Regions from separate parts of the Homo sapiens genome. Here region 1 is linked to region 2. A link is a loop called in an ENCODE intact Hi-C map of the cell type or tissue named here. Cell type or tissue: heart right ventricle. All regions are shown on one strand. Each heading gives the region's core, and the rest is flanking DNA. Links, peaks and the distances in the headings are about the cores only.

Region 1 (7,247 bases), core at 3,130-5,629, 160 kb before region 2:
TTTAATCCTCCTGGCAACAACATATAAACAGGGTAAGTGAGGCCCAGAGAGGGTGAGTGGATTATTCTTAGAAACACAGCCTGGGCTATGTTACGGTGGTCATCTCTGAAAAATATAACCTGCCTCATTCATTCATTCAATCTTTCAACAACTTTTTACTGAGCACCTACTATAGGTCAGACACCATGGGGATGCAATGGTAAACAAAATAAGCATGAGCCTATTGCTTCTTAAAGTTTATTATCCTGAAGGGGGAGCAACCAAGTAATTTCACAGATATATGATGCCACGAAGAAAAATACTCAGAAGCAGCTGGGCGCATTGGCTCACGTCTGTAATCCCAGCGCTTCGGGAGGCCGAGGCGGGTGGATCATGATGTCAGGAGATTGAGACCATCCTGGCCAACATGGTGAAACCCCGTCTCTACTAAAAATACAAAAAGTAGCCGGGCATGGTGGTGTGTTCCTGTAATCCCAGCTACTCGGGAGGCTGAGGTAGGAGAATCACTTGAACCTGGGAGGTGAAGGTTGCAGTGAGCTGAGATCGCACCACTGCACTCCAACCTGGGCAACAGAGCGAGACTCCATCTCAAAAAAATAAAGAAACAAATAAAAAATTAAAAAATAAAAATACTCAGAGGCTATGGTAGACAAAAAGAAAGACAACTGCACAGATGAGCAGGTCAGACTCTGGGAAGACGAGGATGAAGCTGAGGTCAGAGGCTGGGCAGGAGCCAGCCATGTAAAGAATGAGGGCAAGAACATTCCAGGCAAAGGGAACAGCATGTGCAAAGCCCCTCAAGCGCAAAAGAACAGGGTGGGGGGATCTGAGAAATAGCAAGAAGGCCAGGTGACTGGAATGGAGTCACTGAGGGGGACTGACTCTGACTTTGCTCATCACCATGTCCCCAGCATGAAGCCTGGTTCCTGGAACAGAGGCTGGAAATGCAGGCAGAGGCAAGCTCACGTGAGGACTTATGGGCCAAAGGAGTTGGATGTTATCTACTCACCAGGGCAAAGCACTGGAAGGCTTTAAGCAGAAACCTAAGAAGATGTGATTTAGGTTTGTAAGAGTTCATCAAGCTACAACAGAAAGCCATTGAGCAGCTTTGTGGGGGTTTTTTTCCCTGTTTTTGTTTGTTTGTTTGTTTGTTTGTTTTTGAGACAGGGTCTCACTCTGTCGCCAGATTGGAGTGCAGTGGAATGATCTCAGCTCACTGCAACCTCTGCCTCCAGGGTTCAAGTGATTCTTCTGCCTCAGCCTCCCAAGTAGTTGAGATTACAGGCACGAGCCACCATGCCCAGTTTTTTTGTTGTTGTTTTTTTTTTTTTTTTTTCATATTTTTAGTAGAGACAGGGTTTCACCATGTTGGCCAGGCTGGTCTTGAACTCCTGACCTCGAATGATCCACCCGCCTCTGCCTCCCAAAGTGCTGGGATTACAGGCGTGAGCCACCACGCCCGGCCCCACTGAGTAGCTTTGTATGGAGAAGAGACAGGATCCAATTTACGCATCATAAAGACATTGATGGTGGCCACCATGGCTCCTCAGCTCATCCTGACCTTTGGTCACTGGATAGTAAATGTCTCCAAACTCCATGGAAAGCGAAGTTTCCCCAGCTGGCATGTGGAAGGCAAAGCAAGACAAAGAAGCGAATGACAGGGCGTGTTGACAGAGCGTCAGACAGAAGCATGGCCATAGGCAGATGAAAAATTGTCCCACAGGACACCTCGACAGGCCGTGACTTGCTGTTAGCATTGAGCCATTAAGAAAACACAATGATGTGCTTCGCTGATCCTGAAGGACGTAATCCAGGTCGGCATGCAGACATTTAGTGCTCCGTCCAAAGCAGCAATAAAGCGACCAACACAAGAGCAGCTGCAGGAAACCTGCACTGTGCAAGTGGGCGGCCAGGCCCTTCAGTGCTTTTTATTCCTTCTCTCATTTAAAATCAAAGCCTGGCTCTTAGGCATCTGTAGACAGATTTGGAAAGGGAATTGAAGCTAACTACACCAGGTGCTTAAACATACATCATTACCTCATTTAATTTCATAAACAAGTAAGCATTGCTCATCACATTTTGTATACGAGAAAACTGAAGTCAGAGATAATAAACAGCTTTCCAAATGCCCCTGGCTCCCTTCTTCAGCCTCACATCTTGACACTCTCAGCACCTTCTATGCCTTTGCATATGTTGTTCCTTCTACCTGGAATGCTTTTCCCTACCTTCTTCACTTGGCCAAGTTCTACTCACCTTCAAGCACAGGCAAGTGTCCCTTCCTCTGAGAAGCCTTTTCTGACTGTCCCCAGCCTAGCCTGGTGGTCCCACACTCCCCTGTGCTACTTCAACATAATGCTTACCACACACATTTGAAATTGTTTATTTCTGTCTCTCTAATAAGATCATGCTTCTCAAGGAAAAGGACCATGTCTTAATTACCTGTTCCTGCCTGGCACCTACCACAAAGCCTTGCATACAGCAGGCAGTGCATGCTCCTTGGATGGCTGTATGAAGGAGGGATAGAGGGAGGGAGGGAGGGAAAGAGGGAGGGAGGGAGGGAAGGAAGGAGGGAAGGAAGGAAGGATGGAAGGAAAGAAGGAAGGAAGGAAGAAAGGAAGGAAGGGGAAGGGAAGGAAGGAAGAAAGGAAGGAAGGAAGGGGAAGGGAAGGGAAGGGGAGGAAGGAAGGAAGGAGGAAGGAAGGAAGGAAGGAAGGAAGGAAGGAAGGAAATTAACTCTTCATAGGTGGCAAAGCCAAGAGCCAAGATTTGATCCCAGGCCAGTATGACTCCAAAGCATATCTCATGATGTGTGTGTGTGTGTGTGTGTGTGTGTGTGTGTGTGTGTGTGTGTGTGTGTGTTATATAGATCATCAGAAAATGTACACAGTGTGGAATATATTTCTGAGGACTCCATTCGTCCTTCCAAAAGAGATGCCAAAAATACCAGCCCACAGGGGAAAAAAGTAGGATGATGAATATGGGGGAAAGGGTTAACCAAACCCTTTTCCTTGTTGCAAGAGAATTTCACCTTTGTTAATTGCGGAGCATAACTCCCCTGGAAACCTGAGGAAAGTGGGACGTTAACTATGTTACCAGGCAACTCTGCTTATGGTAAAAATGACCCCTGATTGGTAAGTTGCATTTGAACTGGGAGGAACTATAAATAAGTTATAAATATCTGAAAAAGAAGCCATAATTTGGGTTTTCCTAGATGCAGAGAAATTTGTACCTGACATGTCCCTGGGTCCTTGAAGCTAAGCCTACGGAATTGTTACAATGGATATGGCAGCTGGGACAATAAGGCTTCTAAGCCAGGGTGGCTTCCACAGCCACCCATTGTGTATCTCATTCCTTTGCACTTGAACTAGATCCTGGGAGGGAGGGGGCAGCAAAGAGAATAGCTCCTGGCCACCTTCGTGGACCACTGCGGAGACTGTTGCAAGAATTACTTGTGCAGAAGAGAACAGCTCACGTGCCTTGCTGGCAGGCTGTGTCAGGCTGTGTCCCAAATCTTTCGAGGAGACTGGTGCCAAGTGTCCCCTGTGTTCATCTTGTGAGTCTGAATGTTTCATTGGTCCTTAAAAACTCCCTGTGGGAATTGCAATGAGAAAGAAGGGAACTGATACAGGAGAGAAAAGAGACAGCCCCAATGGGAACAAGCGCTACACCGATCCTGAACTGAAAAGCTCCTTAGACTGTACAGTGTATAAAGGCACTAAAACCTAGTATAGGGTCTATGCTCGCTGTTCTACAGAGGGCTCGGTTCACCTAAACAGTGCCTGGAGGAAGAAATGAGGGAGGGGAAGACTTACTTGCTCTCCCACAGACCTAACCACCAACCTGAGATGCAATTGTGATTATGTGAGGAAACCACGACTCAGAGAGGCTAAGTGACAGGTCCAAAGTCATACAGCTTATAAGTGTCAGGATACGAACCCAGGCACTTCCATCAAACTCAAAGTCACATTTGGATCCAACATCTGGATTTGCATAAAAATGAACTTCCATCTCAGGTGGACATAGAGAACAGAGAAAGCATGGGAGTGGGGGTGGGAGACCTTCCTAAATAATGTAAACAGGAAATATTTGCAGAATAAATGAGACATAAAGGGCCCAGGGTCCATCTTCCACATCATAAAGTTCAGTTCAAGCCAAAACACAGCATGATGAAACAATAAAATATATGCGTGGCATTGACCCTGGGTTATACTACTACTGAGTCGATTCATTTCCGACAAGTTTCTAAATCATTCCTGCAAATCAGGCCCAGCTTCGAAATAAGCACATTTTAATTAGCTGTAATGTAAAAAGCACTCTAGGACAAGGAGCCAGTGATACACTCTTCCACCCCTGCAGCAGGAGGAAGTGAGCTCCCCCTGGCACCCTGACAGCTGCAGAGCAAGCTCGGGCCAAATTCCAGCTCTGCCTAACAGCCCCCTCTGCCACCCTTCTGTTACTTGATTCATCTGGACCTCAGTCTTCTCACCTAAAAAAATGGGGACAAATGTGCCCAGCATAGTTCTTAGGAAAACTTAAGGCACATAAGAAAATAGGAAAAGGCTGGGATCAGAAACGTTATGAGACTGCTAGAAACTAAGAAGTCAAAGAAACAGACTGACAGCGAAGCCTGTGAGCACTAAGGAACCGGCACCCAACACCTAACTGAACCCCAGAACATTCCCAGAGAGAGGAAGCCTGCGCTGGGACCCCTGTGCCCGTCCAAAGCCCTGGGAGAAGCTGTTTGTTGGTTTTGCCCCCAGGCTAATGCCAACCAGAAGAATTCTCTAATTGAAATGAGAAATCTGCCTGGGAGACTCCCTCCTGCGGGTGAGCACAAGGCTGGAAAAAGTGCACCAGCGCCCTGGGGGTAACTGCTGGCCTACCCGAGGGACAAAGAGGCCCCCAAGGACTTCGTAGGCTCATCCCACACCGCAATAGAGTCTGCACTCACACACCACACACAGAGCGTTTCTACTCAACATCCACCCTGCCCACCCACGCAGTCACGGCTTTCACCCATGTTGAGGAAACTCACAACCACAGAACAGATCTAGATGCCCCCCTCCCATTTACAAATTTAAATGTCAACCGAGAATCACCAGGCATTTGTAGAAAATATCAGCATAAAAGAGAGGCCTAAAAGTGAACAGAAGAATCACCAATAAAACAGAGTTAAATGCAGGAAACAAAAGACCACTTTTTTAAAAATCGAATTACCATCTTCAAAGAGATTCAAGATAGTCACATATCCATAAAAGAAGAATAGACCACGATGATATGAGATCAATCAAGAAACTCAGAATTCTGGGAAAATAAAAAAATGATTCCAGAAATAAAAACAACGAATGTATTAAAAGTAAGGAACTGAAGAAAGGGTTTGATGGGAAGTACACCCTCCACTCCCTTTTCAGTGGACACCCCGGGACACAGGGCTGTGTGTGGAGAAGGGAGAGGGACAGAGAGTGAGAGGGACTTCACTTGTGTCTTTCCTCTTCTAAAATACTTCTGTGTGTCTTACAAAGAGCAAAATCAATTTTTAAAAAATAAAACAGTGGCAGGACTCAAGATAAAGAGGAAAATGGTAGAAAAATGAGGTGCAGTTGGGAGTGAGTTAATGAACAGTAGCCACACCACAGCAGCCTATGTTATGGCTACAGGTGACCCCTCCTTTGCCTCTGAGCTTCCTGGGAGCTCAGTGATGGTGAAAGGCAAAGCCAGAAACACTGACCTGCATTGAGGCTGGGCAGGGCAGATGGCCTCTTGTTGAACTAGACAGGACTCCAGCCCAAAGAGAAAGCCCTGGCTCTTGCCCAGAGGTGACCTCCTTAAGCATGGCCCAGAAGCTCCTTGGAGACCCATCTGGAGTCCTCCCTAACACACAGGAAGATATGTGACAGCTCAGTGCAAGGACTCTGGAATCCCACCCTGGAGCATCTAAGAGCATCTTTGAGCCCCTAAAAACTCCATTAATTACCATTTGTCTTCCCTTGGACCCAAAAAGTAACTATCCTGCCTTTCCTACGCAGAGCAGATGACACATCTCTCTCACTTCATGAGACAAAGAAGAACCTTGAGCAAGTGAGTGACCATCACTAAAAGTCATCCACATGCTGGCCCTTGATTTCCTGGGAAATCTCCCTGAGATGGTCACAGTGGTACTCTCCAGCCCTCTTCCATATGCTCATCCCCCAACCTCAGGAATATCAGCGGCTGGGCTTGCAGCTCGCCCTTCAATGGGACTGCCCTCTACTGCAGTGAACTCCTTCACCCAAGGGAACTGCCTGCTGTTCATTTTTAGGCCTCTCACTTATGCTGAAATGACCAGATGATGCAGAAATCAAAGGCTTGGGCAGTCCCCTCACCTCCATCTGGGGCAACACTAAAGAGCCACCTTAGCGCCACAGCTCCCTGTGGGATGGCGTTCTTCAGAACCACAGGTCAGGCCAGGCCAGCTTCTCCCCGGCCCAAGCACGTTTCCTCCTGTGTCCCCTGCAGGTGCACCCCTTCCGCCCACCTCACCGCAGAGAACTTCCCCACATAAACCTTCCACGAGCAACTCTCCATCTCAGAGTCCTTTTCCAGGCAACCCAATGTGAGACTTTCCCCATGGTGAAGAAGACTCTCCCCACAACCCACCAAGGGGCTTGAGAAGGACACCTAACCATGTCCACACCGGGGCTCCATGCCCCAGGCCAGCAATACATCTCTACTGTCCTCAGTTAAGGCAGGACAATCCTGCCACGTTCTAGTCTAGACCAGAGGTTCTCTAAGTGTGGATCCCAGACTGGCACCATCAGCACCATCGACTTGCTAGTAGTGCTAACTTTCAGCTCCTCCCCAGGCCTGCTGAGTCAGAACTTCTGGGAGTGGAACACAGCAGTCTGTTTTAACTGTGCTCCAGGTGATTCTGGTGGGCTAAAGTTTGAGAAGCAGAGTATCTATCATGGGCTACTGGGGGAAATCAAATGCAAGTCATTAGACTTTCCCATCAGCAGAAGACCAAGAGACAGTCGTTGAGGATGGTCAGAATCCAGCAATGTGATGCATTCCATACTTGTGCACCGTACCCCTGGTTCCAGGCACAGTCCTCTACTTAAAGCCCCACAGGCTGGGGTGCAAGGCTCTTCATAACCATCTCTGCTGGTGTCCCAACTCCCACGCAGGCAGGTTTCCCCTCCTTAGGCTGACAGTATCCCCAAAGCACCCCTACAATGGCTGCTCCCTCTGCCTGGAACACCCCCCACCAC
Region 2 (7,247 bases), core at 2,846-5,345:
TAGGCTGAAAAATAGTTTTCAAAATAGCAAACAAATAATCCCAAAAAAAGCCTTTATTTGTAGTGTTCTCCAATTTCCATGGCGTAAACGTTCCCACCATGGCTGATGTCAAGCCACCAAGTGACATCATTAAATGCAGAGTCAGAAACAGACAGGCACAATCAGCTCTTAAGAGACTGTAGAAGCCACCTCCCACACCCAACAGATGGGTGGGTGGGTGGATGGATGGATGGAAGGAAAGAAGGAAGGAAGGAAGGAAAAAAGGAAGGAAGGAAGGAAGAAGGAAGGAAATGAGGGAGGGAGGGAGTCAGGAAGGGAGGAAGGGAGGGACGGAGGGAGGGAGAGATAAGACAGGAAAGGTGGGGAAGAGGAAAGAGGAAGAGAATAGAGCCAGAATAGATGTTTACCATAGAAAAGAAAAGAAAAATAATCAGGGACCAAAGGGAGTGCCAGGAAGAGAAAAACTCAAAGTGGTAGGAAACCTCGGTTCCCCAGCCCTCATCATGGACCACGTCTGAGTCCACCCATCTCCTGGAGTAAATTATTTCTTCTTAAGAACTGATTGGAGAGGGAGCTACTTAGTCCAGCACAATGCTCCTCAATTATTTTTAAGAATTAGAGGCCAGGTGTGGTGGCTCATGCCTGTAATACCAGCATTTAGTGAGGCTGAGGCGAAGGATTGCTTGAGCTCAGAAGTTCAAGACTAGCCTAGGCAATATAGCAAGACCCTGTCTCTACAAAAAAAGAAAAATTAATTAGCTGAGCTTGGTGGTGTGCACTTGTGGTCCTAGCTACTTGGGAGACTGAGGTGGGAGGATCGCTTGAGCCCAGGAGGTTGAGGCTGCAGTGAGCTGTGATTGTGTCACTGCACTCCAGCCTGAGTGACATAGTGAGATCCTGTCTCAAAAAAAAAAAAAAAAATAGGAACATTTTTTCAAATGAAATCTTACTTGGAAGCTCAATAATAATTATAGCTGGTATTTACTGAGCATTTACTATGTACCAGGTATAGTCTAAGTGCATTACATGGAGTACCCCATGATCCTCCTGACAGCCAAGTGAGACAGATGATCTTACTATCCCATTTACCAGTGTGGTCAAAGCACTTGTCCAGGTTCACAAAACAAGCAGAAGATCCAGAATTTAAGCCCAGGTGGTGACAGCAGTCCTAACCACTCTGTTCTCCTGCCCTAATAGATCAAAAGGAAAAGAAATGGCTGCCCCGCTGAACTGTCCCTGAAGGACTTAAGCCCAGCAACTCAGAGGCCCCACACAGAGCCAGGTTCTTGGAAAAGAAGCAGGAAGAACAAGTGCCAGTCCTGGTTCTGCCCATAGCTAGCTGTGTGTCCTTCGGAAAACCTCTGGCCCTCTCTGAGCCTTGGTTCTCTCACTTATAAAACAAGTGGTCATCTTTATAAATGAGAGAACCGAGGCTCAGAGAGGCCCAGAGGGGATTGAAGTGAGCCCCTTCAACCTCCTGGGCTCAAGTGATCCTCCTACCTCAGCCTCCTGAGTAGCTGGGACCACAGGTGCACACAGATGGCCAGAGGGGGCCATGGTGAGGGACTGGTGATAGAGCCCCAAGGCTCAGCAGGTTGTCTCTCCCTCCCTCCCTCCCTCCCTCCTCCCTTCCTCCCTCCCTGCCTCCTTCCCTCCCTTTCTATAGCCATTATAGATTATGCATTGGACAGTTCTCCTCACAAGAAGGGTCTGGAGGCCTTCAGAAAAGAATAACTCAAGTAAGCCACGCTGTATATTTTTTATATACCTCTGGGGCACCAGGACCCATTTGATTTATAATAAAATGCATCTACTTTTGAGCTGATATGACATTCTTGGAAAACCCTGATAGTAATCATATCTCTAATTAAATTAAATCTTGTCAGGCTCATTTTCTTCTCAAGGATAGTTATTTTTACAGTCATTTTTGTTAATGCAAAGTAATAGTAACTTAGTTTCTAGCACTGCCTTCATGTACAATTTTACAACTATGCATGCAATTAAATGTGTTTTTATGGGGAAGAAAAACAACAACAAAGAGCAAAACCAAACAAGTTGGTCAGCCTGGCTGAGTATTATTGTCTATGCAACTCCTATCCCTTTGCAAATCTAAAGAAGAAATACAGATTATTCTCCCCAGAGAAATGCAACACTTACTAAACTTTGGATATAACTATGGGAGGGGAGGCATGAGGGGGACACAAGCCCCGGGAGCTAGGATAAAGGACGGTTTTTGCCCGGACAAGAATGTCTCTGAGGTCCCAGGTAATTCTTCAGGTCCACAATTCAATGTCCTTAATCAATGCAGAAAAATAGCCCAAAGCCACGCAGACACCACCTGAGATTTTTAACATGAAGAATGCTCCTGATAAATAAAACTCTTAATGAAATACAAGCAATTAAGCTAAAAGTTCTATCAAATGCAGCCTGTCACTTAGCAGCCTGACACTTAATTGAATTTCTCTTTCCACCCCCTGGCTCCTTTTCCCTGATAAACAAATTCATTCACTGCAGATCAAGTTTCCCTAACCCAGAAACCAACGATAGTCAATCAACTAATTGACACAACAAAGACTTCTATTTTTTTAAGTTCCCCTAATTAAAGTGGAAATGAAATTTTATAATACTCTGGTGCCTGGTATTAATTACTCTGTGGTTAACCCTCTCTCTCCTCCTCAGGGACCTGGCAGCAGGAAGTGGAGGATTGGGAAGTCCCAGACCCAGACACAAGTCCAAGTTCCAGCTCTATCCTGAGTTCGCTGTGTGATCTGGAGAATTTGCTTCCCTTCTCTGTTTTCCATCAATTGTAACACAAGGGATAGAACTAGGTGACTGCCAAGGCTGCTTCTGGCTCTAACTTACATTTTATGATCCAGAGGACAGCATCATGGCATAGTTCTCTCTCTGTGACTCACAGGTTTGCCAGCACAGCTGCCAGAAGCTCTCTCGCAGCAGAGAACCAAAAATACAGCCCATTTACTTCAACAGGCTCCCTCTACCTGACAAATGCAGCAGCCAGGAATGTATCCACTGCTCTTCCCCGGCATCTATACCCACATTCCCAGGTACACCCCTGATACACACACGTTCATACAAACCTCTCTTTGAAGCACACTCCTTCACATGCTCATCTCTCTCACACATGCACACACACAAATACATCAAGACCAGGTGCACACACACAAGACACACCCTCATGCAGGCACACCTGCATACAAACATACGACCCCTTACAGAGCAAGTCCTGTCAATCAAGGCCATTCACACGCACACAGACACACACACTACCTGCTCCTGAAACACACATATTGAGATGCATGCCCCTTTAGACAGATCTCCTCAAATCTGTGCACACACGCATCTCCCTCACCCCTGACAGAGGCACACACGAGTGTAGCCCAGACTCCTTTTTCAGGCAAATCACCTCCAACAAGGCCATGCACACACGTTTACACACTCACATGCCACACACACTCACATGCACCCCTCCTCACCATCACTGTCAAATATGAGCTTGGGCTGCGTTTGAGGAGGTTATCCAATCACAAGAAAGCTTTGGCTGGGGCAGCCCCAAAGATCTCCAAAACCTGACCGACCAGGACCTTTCCAAACTGTCTGCGTTCCAAAGTCTCTCATTCACCCAAGGGTTCCTGAGTGTCACCGCTGTGCCCGGCATTGCATGGGGAGGAGCATGGTGAATGGGACAGACACGGTCCCTCTGGAGGCGGCTCTCTTCCTGGCAGTTCCCAGCCGCCAGGACATGTGTGCCCAGCCCAGACTCCCTAGCAGGTAGTGAGGACCCCATCCCCAGACACTGACACATCCAGGAGTCTCATTTAGAGGCAGCATTTTCATGACATCATGGCCACAGGATGGCCTTTGGGTCAGGTCTTACGAGACAAGAGAGGGTGCACCAGGCAGAGACACAGTATGAACAAAGACAGGGAGGCTGGGATCGGGGTACTGAGAGGCAGCACGATGCAGGGGTGGGGGCAGCCCAGCTCCACTGCCCGCTGCCTGCAGGGCTGGGGCAAATCACTCAACATCTCCAAGCCTCAACTACCTCACCAACAAAATGGGGACAATAGCAGTAGCTGTCAGAGAAGGACCACCTATTGACTCCACAAATAGAGATCGGGCAGCTACTATTTGCCAGGCACTTGGGGTTGCTGTGCAGAGCAAAGAGGGTGATGAATGCCGGCTCCTGGTGCTATGCCCAGCCTGGCAGGAACCCCAGGCACATGATGGGGTGGAATGGGCAGAAGGCCCGGACTGCCAGTGGGAAGACTGGTACCTGGAATGAATGAAGAGCATGGAGGCTGGGAGGGGCAGAGGCTGAGGCTGGAGTCGGGCTGGGAGGAGGGGGCCGTGGTGAGGGACTGGTGATGGAGCCCCCAGGCTCAAGCCGCCTATCACTCTCCACAGTCTCACACTGTCTCAGCCCCAACCTTGCCTTGTCCCAGCTCCATTCCTCAAGGGGCCCCTTCCAGGGCAGGGGTCTGTCTTCCCCTGCAGCTTTGCAAATCCAGGCTGGGAAAGTGGGGGCAGCGGGCACTTTTCTTCCCCCTTGGACCTGGAGCGGATGCTCTCCGCATCTAATGCCTTCTGTTTAGCTCATCTCCCTGTCTCTGTTTTCATGTTTTCCTCTCTCACGCTGGCTGTGTGGAGCACATCTCAGAAAATACTTGCTTTTGAAAGTTGTTGCCATAACAACCACTTCATTACACGCCAGGCCCAGTATCTCAGAAATGCAGAATCTTTCCTTAAAAGCGTGCGCTGCACATCAAAGGGGAATAGGAGCTCATTATTTTTACATTATTTTGCAGGCAAATAGATATTTTCCAATACACATTTCTTTTCTAAGTTGATTTTCTTGTTCAGTGGAAATGCACATTTCTTTCTTAACGCTTTCCTGCCTGCAGGGTGCAGGGCCTCAAAACAGGGCCCGAGTTCCTCAAAACAGGAGAGAGAAAGCATTTCTTTGCTGGGCTATTCATTCCTTGGTCCTCAACGCAGCGGCTTATGACGGGTGGTTTGCTCTAATTCGCAATTTGATTGCACCTAGAAATTCTAGAAAAGGCAGGCATTGTTTATGTAGCATCCACACACTTTCACTCATCTGACTTTGTGCTAACCAAGATTTTGTAATAGTGAAGCTAATTATTTAAGGAGCCAAATCAAAACCAAACCAAACAAACTTCACCATATGGGATAGAGATGTGGTCCAGGATCTTATTTTCTGAACCAGAGGGTGCTGTCCAAATTTCATAGTTCTCTGTGAGTGCCTAGCATGTCTCTCTCCCTCGCCAGCATGTAAACCCCATGATTTTTGTCTGTTTGGATCACGTCTTTATCACCAGCACCTAGAACAGTGCCCGAGCCTGCAGGCACTCAGTAAATATCTGCTGAATGAACCAACGAATATGCTGTGAATACTGTAACTTCTAACAATTCTGCAAAAAATGGGGTAATCAACCCCATTAGACAGATGAAGAGTTTAAAGCTCCAATAAGTTAATTTGATAATAATATTAAGAAAAATAATAAGTGCTAACTTTTTGTTTGTTTGTTTTGAGACGGAGTCTCGCTCTGTCGCCCAGGCTGGAGTGCAGTGGCATGACCTTGGCTTGCTGCAACCTCTGCCTCCCAGGTTCAAGCAATTCTCCTGCCTCAGCCTCCCGAGTAGCTGGGACTACAGGCGCACACCACCACGCCCGGCTAATTTTTTGTATTTTAGTAGAGACGGGATTTCACTGTGTTGCCCAGGCTGGTTGTGAACTCCTGAGCTCAGGCAATCCGCCTGCCTCAGCCTCCCAAAGTGCTAGGATTACAGGTGTGAGCCACCACACCCGGCCTAATTTTAAGCTTTTTATTGAAGCATAATATGCATATAGAGAAGCGCACGTAAGTGTACTGCTCCCCCACTTTTCATAAACACCCCTGGGTAACTAACACTCAGATCAAGAAACAAAATATTGAGAGGGAGGAAGAAGACTGTGATCAGGACTAGCTTCAGGGGTAGCCTCACAGTAATTCCCTAAACTGCAGCAGGTTTATCTTATGTAATCTTTTCAATGTTTTATTTAATTTTTTTGAACCAGGGTCTGGCTCTGTCACCTAGGTTGTGGTGCAGTGCCACTATCACGGCTCAGAGAAGCCTCAACCTCCTGGGCTCAAGCAATCCTCCCACCTCAGCCTCCAAGTATCTGGGACTACAAGTGCGTGCCACCGTGCCTAGCCAATTTTTTTTTTATTTTTAGTAGAGACAAGTCTTGCTGTGTTGCTCAGCCTCGTCTTGAGCTCCTGAGCTCAAGCAATCTTCCTGCCTTAGCCTCCCAAAGTGCTGGGATTACAGGCATGAGCCACCACACTGGCTGTTATTTAATTTTTAATTGACAAATAATAATTGTATGTATTTATGGGGTACAATGTGATGTTTTGATATATGTATACATTGTAGAATAATCAAATAAGGGTATTAAACTGGCATATCCATCACCTCATATATTAACCATTTCTTTGTGGTATGAACACTTAAAATCCTCTTTTGGCTATTTTGAAATATACAATATTTCAAAATTCACCTCCCTGCTGCATTATTTCTATCTGTTCTATTTTACAACAAAAATGGCAAACCCCCATAACCAATATCCTGACCTCTAATATCACAGATGACTTGTGCCTGTTTTGCGATTTCTATGAATGAAACTGGACGGTAAGTGCCCTTTTGTGCCTGCTTCTTCCTGTCATTAGAATGATTTTGAGGCTCATCCATGTTGTTGCATGTCGTTGACCATCATTCATTTCCCTGCCAATAGCGGCTAATTTTTCATGAGCATTTACTATGTGCTCTGTAAACTCATTTAATCCTCCCAACACTCTAATATGAAAGCAGTATTAAAAGTGATTTGCCTAGACCAGCCAGGCACTGTCTGTAACCCCAGCACTTTGGAAGGCCAAGGCAGGGAGATCACTTGAGGTCAGGAGTTCAAGACCAGCCTAGCCAACATGGTGAAAGCCCACCTCTCCTAAAAATACAAAAAGTAGCTGGGTGTGATGGTGCGTGCCTGTAGTCCCAACTACTTGGGAGGATGAGGTACAATAATCACTTGAACCCAGGAGGTCAGGATTGCAGTGAGCCAAGACCGCATCACTGCACTCCAGCCTGGGTGACAGAGTGAGACTCTGTCTTTAAAAAAATAAAAATAAAAAAGCCAAGCGTGGTGGCTCTCGCCTATAATCCCAGCA

What was found. Hi-C counts contacts between places; a loop is a spot of excess contacts. Peaks named below come from ENCODE experiments on the same cell type or tissue, not always from the same donor. Only the 100,000 strongest peaks of a DNase experiment are listed, where the experiment ranks them.
Region 1: it touches region 2 in a loop (1.9-fold over the local background); 15 of 110 quality-filtered maps call a loop at or near these places.

What each region holds. Positions count from the first base shown.
Region 1 is chr20:43,923,071-43,930,317 of GRCh38, reverse strand. All of the region lies in intron 1 of TOX2 (TOX high mobility group box family member 2), which reads right to left. Among named protein-coding and RNA genes, the nearest start is that of TOX2, 12 kb to the right of the region's middle. In heart right ventricle, for the core only: no CTCF peak of the experiment used is centred there; a DNase peak (open chromatin) is centred at 4,384; H3K27me3 peaks cover 37 bases.
Region 2 is chr20:43,763,571-43,770,817 of GRCh38, reverse strand. All of the region lies in intron 1 of LOC101927200 (a long non-coding RNA gene), which reads right to left. Among named protein-coding and RNA genes, the nearest start is that of GTSF1L, 40 kb to the right of the region's middle. RefSeq lists enhancers at 3,607-4,107, 4,108-4,608. In heart right ventricle, for the core only: no CTCF peak of the experiment used is centred there; a DNase peak (open chromatin) is centred at 4,247; H3K27me3 peaks cover 1,333 bases.